Regions from separate parts of the Homo sapiens genome. Here region 1 is linked to region 2. Evidence: chromatin contacts called from ENCODE POLR2A ChIA-PET data. All regions are on one chromosome and are shown on one strand. Each heading gives the region's core, a stretch centred on a gene start or an enhancer-like site at or near the end of the contact. The rest is flanking DNA. Distances are from core to core; before and after follow the strand shown. Region 1 holds the start of TRAF3IP2 (TRAF3 interacting protein 2). Region 2 holds the start of ASCC3 (activating signal cointegrator 1 complex subunit 3).

What was found. ChIA-PET counts read pairs that join two places held with the same protein, here RNA polymerase II (POLR2A).
Region 1: POLR2A ChIA-PET joins it to region 2 with 11 read pairs in CD4-positive, alpha-beta T cell. The contact joins the promoter of TRAF3IP2 here to the promoter of ASCC3 in region 2. POLR2A ChIA-PET finds 5 or more read pairs at or near these places in 2 of 52 experiments (CD4-positive, alpha-beta T cell and OCI-LY7).

Annotation. Positions count from the first base shown.
Region 1 is chr6:111,604,524-111,608,120 of GRCh38, reverse strand. TRAF3IP2 (TRAF3 interacting protein 2) reads left to right here and starts at 2,243. Exons shown (of 9, transcript NM_147686.4): 1 at 2,243-2,345. RefSeq lists enhancers at 647-1,279, 2,125-2,174, 2,465-2,534.
Region 2 is chr6:100,879,412-100,882,891 of GRCh38, reverse strand. ASCC3 (activating signal cointegrator 1 complex subunit 3) reads left to right here and starts at 1,563. Exons shown (of 42, transcript NM_006828.4): 1 at 1,563-1,831. It overlaps LOC107984041 (a long non-coding RNA gene), which reads right to left and starts at 1,435. Exons shown (of 8, transcript XR_007059692.1): 1 at 1,238-1,435. RefSeq lists an enhancer at 1,600-1,719.

The DNA of each region.
Region 1 (3,597 bases), core at 994-3,493, about 11 Mb before region 2:
CTCCCCCGGGAACCCCTTTCCCCGTCTGCTAAGTAGCGGGTGTTGTTCCTTGACGCTTTTCGCTACCACTAGACCACGGTCCGCCTGGCAACAGGCGTCTTCCCAGATGCTGGCATCGCCGCTAGGCCAAGGAGCCCTTCTGGTGGCTCTGTCTGGGCATAACGGAAGGCTCGCACTCTTGTCTTTTGGTCACTTCTCACTGTGTCCCCTCAGCTCTTATCTCGTATGGCCTGGTTTTTCCTAGGTTATGATTATAGAGCAAGGTTTATTGTAATATTGGAATAAAGAGTAATTGCTACAAACTAATGATTAATGATATTCATATATAATCATATCTAAGATCTATATCTGGTATAACTATTCTTGTTTTATATTTTATTGTACTGGAACAGCTCGTGTCCTCGGTCTCTTGCCTCGGCACCTGGGTGGCTTGCTGCTCACAAGGTGGGAGGATCCCTTGAGACCAGGAGTTCAAGACCAGCCTCAGCAACACAGGGAGACCTGTCTCTAGAAAAAATTTAAAAATTAGCTAGGTGTGGCGGTGTGCACCTGTAGTCCCACCTACCCGGGAGACTGAGGCAGGAGGATTGTTTGAGCCCAGGAGGTCAAGGCTGCAGTGAGCTATGATTGCGCCACTGCACTCCAGCCTGGGCAATAGACTGAGACACTGTCTCTTAAAAAAAATCGATATACATATCTATGTGTGTGTATATGTCACATATATTGGCAAAAAATAAGATAATACTTTTAGTTAAATAATATCTCAGAGCCACTTTTTCATGTTAGTGGCTCAGATAATACATACATATTGATGATTTTTAATAGCTGCATCATTTTCTGCAAACCAAATGCAAACAACCTGTGTATACTGTGTTAAAAACAAGCTGCATTTTCTCTGCTTGTGGAATGTTGAGCAACCTGCTTCCTGTATCCTGCTTGAGCAGAACCTGGTACAATCTGAACAGGGATGCTCTGGGGCCTGTCCCCTTGATGAGAGTAGAGAGATAGCCGGCTGAGTGGACTGACACTTGGACCCCTTCAACAGGCAGACAAGTCCAGCACCAGGAGCATGGTGTGTCTGCCCAGGGCGCCCAGCTGGCCAGTGACATGGCTGAGTTCGTACCCAGGTCCTCCTGACTCCAAAGCTCCAGCTAACACTGCTCCCATTACTGACTGCTGCCCCGAAAGGCAGTTGTCTCTCTCTCTCTCTGTTCACATCGCTGGGTATCATCCTGCCTGCAGCGCTCCTTCATGCAATAAATTCTGCAGGCTACTGATTAAACAATGGGAAGGAAAGGGGAGAAAAAAAATCTTGAGGTCAGGAAAATGCAGCCAGAGGAGGTTAGTGTGCATGTGTGCATGTGTATGTATGTGTGTGTGTGTGTTCTTAAAATTAACCACTTTTTTTGTGCCTGACAATAGGGTGGTGTGTGTGCACAAGCCACAGGCATGTGTATGCTGTGTGTACACGTGTGTCCAGGAGCATGGTCAGTGAGCCCCCCCCCACCCCCCCAGTGGTTATGGGCAGCAAATACTGATTTTTTGGGTTTTTTTAAATTTTTTTTTTGAGACGGAGTCTTCGCTCTGTCGCCCAGTCTGGAGTGCAGTGGCGATCTCGGCTCACTGCAAGCTCCACCTCCCGGGTTCACGCCATTCTCCTGCCTCAGCCTCCCGAGTAGCTGGGACTACAGGCGTCCGCCACTACGCCCGGCTAATTTTTGTATTTTTTAGTAGAGACGGGGTTTCACCTTGTTAGCCAGGATGGTCTCGATCTCCTGACCTCGTGATCCTCCCGCCTCGGCCTCCTAAAGTGCTGGGATTACAGGCGTGAGTCACCGCGCTCGGCAATGCTGATGTTTTAAGCAGTTAGAGGAGGTGGAAGAAGCTCGACTCCCTCTTCTTCCCCATTATCTGCCCACAATCCCCTCCTTTGGAGCTGCTAATGATTACTAATTCTTAACATTCGAGTTCAATCTCCTCCCGGAGACACCCTCCCAGGCGAGGGCACTGCGACTACACTGAGGTTCTGCCCACTCCTGGGCAGCTTCTTAGCTGGGTGGCGAAAACAAAAATGCCGCCTAATTGGTCACTGGCCCTTTCTCATGAATGAAGGAGGTTTCTGTTTTAAGAAATAAAGTGACTCCTCAGCCGTTGATTCACTGCCCACAGGGAGATTTTGAGCAGAGGCTTCCTAGGCTCCGTAGAAATTTGCATACAGCTTCCACTTCCTGCTTCAGAGCCTGTTCTTCTACTTACCTGGGCCCGGAGAAGGTGGAGGGAGACGAGAAGCCGCCGAGAGCCGACTACCCTCCGGGCCCAGTCTGTCTGTCCGTGGTGGATCTAAGGTAAGTTATTCGGAGTTGCCACTTGCCTGGTCTTATTTCTTCACCTCTGACCTATTTCCCAAAGCACGCTGTTTCTCCTTTACTGAAACATTCTGCCTCTACTTTCCTCTGTGTTCGTCTCCCCTCCTTTAACTTGTTCGCACAGAGACCATCTTAGCTGAGAAAATGACAGTGAAGTTTGTGCTGCAAGGATGTGTTGCTAGTATAGTATTTCAGGCCAGCGAGCCCCGCCGGGTTAACCCTTTGAGGAGAGGAGGCTCGCACACGGGGACAGCTCGGAGCTGCCTGGGAACCATTCGTTTGGGTACTTAGTGTCCCCACAAGTTTCTCTCAAGAATTCAAGCCCCACTTCTCCAAAGAGAGAGCCAGGGATGGCAAAGATTAAGTAATTGGCTTTCAGCCCCAGAACACGTCAGTGGCAGTTTTCTCAATCCTTGTTTCGTGCAGGGGGGAAAAAAATCAACAGCACATTTTTGGGCCAGGAAGTTCTGCTGAGCTCTGTGCTGGCTGTGAGCCGCCTCCCGGCCCCTCTCCGCAGCCGCCCTCCAGCCCTCCCAGCCTGGCGCTGGACGGAGCCTTTGGGAACAAGGGGGAGAAATGCCAGAACTTGATCTTAGAAGCTAATCAAGCTTCTTGTGACTTTCAAGTTCAAGATGGTATCTTAGAATAGGGGGATTTTTTTTTTTTTAAAGGAACAGGAGAACAAGAGGCCAAATTTTTTAAAAGGACAAGAAACTTGGTTTCAAGTTCTTCACTTCTTGTGGTTCCATGACTTAGGCAATTCACTCTGACTCCACTAAGCCTGGATTTCTTCATCAGTAAATTGATGGGGGGTGGTGATCTAACATGAGTGTGTCAAATTCCCTTATAAAACAAAGCCAGGATAGTCCCAGAGGGGTAGTGGTAATGGGTGGTCTTCAAGACTTGTTTTGTTTACCGATTATTCACATATTTTAATTTTACCTCCCACTACCAGTTGGTTACCCCCTTGAGGAAAGGACTTTGTTTCCTGATATTTTTCTACCTCCCAGAATCCAGCATGCTACCAAATGCCTAGTAGGTGCTCACCCCCCTTCCATGTCAACTGCTTTGATTTCTGTTTCACTCGTCTGCTCTCAAGGCAAGAGGTAAAGCAGCAGTCAGGGCGAAAGGCTGGGAGACACGTGTCTCTGCGGGAGGGCTGCCTGGAATTGAGGCCTTATTACTGGCTCTAGCCAAATAGGAGAAAACAGGGAGTTTCTCGAATTAGTTC
Region 2 (3,480 bases), core at 314-2,813:
GAAATCTGGTGTACATTTTGGACTCATTGCATGTCTCAGTTTGGACAAGCCACATTTCAAATGTCAAGAGACGTATTTAACTGGTGGCTACCCCAATGGATAGGGCAGTTCTAGGTAGTCTATTTTCAGTTCCTCTCTTCTCCCTTAAGCCTCTGGAACTGTGATGGGAATAATCTGTCATGTGAATTCCTAGCACTTATCAGCACCTCTCATTATCACTTGGCCTCCTTGCATTATTTATTTTTGTGATGCATTTGTCTTGTCTCATGAACTAACTTGTAAACTCTATGAAGTCCAGGACCAAAGACACATGTAATCTCAAGACTGGAAATATCTTTAACAAAACCATCAACTAATTATTCTGTTGATGTGTGGCTCCCCTGTACCAAGTCCCTATTAAGTGAGCTTCAGAATCTCCTTGAAGCAAAATTCTGTGGTTGAGGTATTCACACATGCTAAGGTAGGCAATTCTTTGGGTCGTGCTACAAGGGCATCTTCTTTTCAGGATCTTAAATCTGTTCCCTGAAGTTTGCATCACATGAAACAAATCAACTTCACATGATAGGTCATTTCATATTTGGAGAGAGTCCAGTAGTTTTCTCTCTTCTAGGTGAGTCCTGGAAGGTTTAATCAATCCTTCTTCACTTGCCCTGTTTTTGAGTTCTCGTCATCATTTTGCTCTTCCCTGATATAATGCCAGCTTGATTAAAGTCTTCAAATGCTGAACACAGCACTTCAGAGGTGGTCTGACCAGTAAAGACAATAACTGGATCACTATTGGCTGCCTCTACAAAACAGTTCTACCAGGCATCGGGGCACATTACCTTGAGGAAGCGGGAATGGCAGAAGAGAGCCACAACAAACATATTAACTCATACTATCTTTGCATTGTTGGCTTTTAGTCTAGAACTCTTTGCAGATAAACCACACAATTCTTTAGGTTAGTTTTTCTTCGTATCTTCCTATCTTTTCAATCGAGTTAGGGAATCTTTGGGCTTTCTGTTTTTGGAGGAGGTCTTCTGACCGAAGAGCCGACTTGCAGAGATCACTTTGAGGGAACTAAGCTGAGAATCCAGAAAGCTTATGGAAAACAGGCCTTGACACCAGAGAACCATGTATACTCTCTAGCAGCCAGAGGGCTTTGGCTGAAAACGACGATAGCAACTACCTGTTTCTTCATTCAAATTGCTCTCCTTTCCTTTACCTTTAATAGGAATTATTTCCTCCACATATTTACCTTACAGAGAAGGGCGGGGAGAAGACGCGGCAGACTGAAGTAAATGCAGGGAAAAAACTCACAGGTAGAGAGGTAGAGACGGCAGGCCTGGCCCGTTGCGGGCAGCCAGGGTAAAGTGGAGCGTCCCGCTCCCGCCCTGGGGCGCATCCTCGCCGCCGCCGGGACCTTCCGCCTCTGCTCCTCCGAACCCAGCGGACTAGAGGCTGGAGGCGGGAGGCGGAGCGGCGCGCGCACGCGGGCGGGGCAGAGGGCCCGGAGTCGACGAGTCGACGTGCCGACGTTGGCGCTGCAGCGGGGCGGTGACGTGTAGGCCGGCGCCAGCTCCACTCTGTCCCTCCTCGCCGGGTCTGTGCGTCTTTGCGTCTGTCTGTCTGACTGATGGTCCTCACACGCGGTTCCCTGTGACTGGGCGCGACCCCGGCAAGCGCGGCTTGGAGGGCGGACGGGGCGCGGCGATACAGCTGCCCGCTCGCATCTTTGGCCCTGCGCTCAGCTCCTCACCCGGCGTGGGAAGTTAAAGTAAAACCGAAAGGGAAGAAGGCGCGGTGGCAGGAGCTGACAGAGTGATGGGAAACGCGTGAGCCAGGCCGAGAGGTGAGGAGGTGGAGGTGGAGGTGGGAGGACGAGAAGGGTCGCCGCGGCCAGGGGAGCTGGCTGGAGGCGGGGACGGCGAGGCGGGCTACGCGACCCGCCAGAGATTCTCTTCCTGCCTCCGGGGCAAGTCCCGACCTGTCATCCTTTTCAGTGGCATGAGGTCGAGTCCGGGGTCTCGCAACAATACCGCCCATTCCTAGAGTTTGTAGGTGGGGTTGGGGATAGAAAACTTAACCTAAGCTACATATTGTCCAAGTGTTAAGCCACAACGTGACCAGATGAGGTTTTTCTGTCCCATGCATGGGTAATTTGTTTTCTTTTTTTCTGTTACAAAGCCTTGATAACTTCGTTTTCTTCACGTAGATTTGGGGAAAGAAATCTTCCTCATATTTTTCCCCCAACACACTGGAAAGTAAATAGGTAGCTGACCGTGATGGATTGTGGGTGAATTTCGCAATCAAGGAGCCTATAATGTCATTTTGAAATAAATAAATGTGTATGTGGGTGCTAGGGAGGTTTTGTGAGTACTGGGCAGTCATTTCAAATAGGTTTCTTATAAATTAACTTACTCATGGAATGCAGTGTGCTAATGGTATTTGCTATTCTTTGGTTTAAAAGAAGCATAATTCTAGGGGCTGGTAAAAGTTTGATGTGTTGTCACTTGTGCATTCAAACTCATGGTTACATTTTCTTTCTTTCCCTAGGTTAGGTGAGATTGACAGCCATTTTCTCCATCACCAGATTTTATGTTTCATAGATTGAAATCCTTTTTCTGATTCTCAAAGTTCTCAAATGTTGAGAATTAAGCTTTTGGTTTTACTATGGATTGTGCTCCAGTTTATGTTGTCTCTTTTTTTTAATGATGGTTATAATAGTCTTGCATGAGAAAAATGATCCTTAAAGATGCTCTTAAGCTTAGGCTAAATAATCCTATTTATATGAGAAATTAATTTTTCATGGTTCAGCTTTCTTGATCCCTGCTTAACAGTTTTTTGTCATTCATTCATTCAAGTCTTCCTATGTGTCAAACGCTGGGCTAGGCCTAGGAGAGCAAGAGAGAGACAGTCTCTGTGCTCATGAACTTTCTATAATCCAGCAGCCTCCTTTTAAGACAGAATCTTGACTAGGGTTCTTTCTCATGCCATGGATCTGTAGTTAACCAAAACAAAGCTTTTAAAAGAAAAAGTTATTGTCAATGTATATATGTAATTGGCATTGAAAGGGGAACAGATGATCTTGCTTTAACAGCATGATTTGATATTGCCTTTGATCAAAAAGTAGTATATGTACCAGTGGTTTGCCATTTCAGAAGAGTAAGTTTTTCTTTTTCAAAGCTTGTTTAAATATAAAGTTCACAGTTCTACCTCAGTTTCTACCTCAAAAAAAATAAATAAATAAAAAGCTTTTTCTTTTGAGGTAGAAATCAGTTTCTTTCCAGTCTTCACTTTGGTCTGATTGATCTCCTGTGTATCTCTGGAACCCCTAGGCTCAAGCAGTCCTCCTGCATCGGCCTCCCAAAGTGCTGGGATTACGGGCCCCATTTTGCCTTTTTGTATGCTAATGAATTGACTAAGAATTTTGTCTTAGCTAGCTGGCTGCTCCTAGTAGCTTCAGGATGGGGGCTGGTTACCAGAAAGGTCAAGGAATTA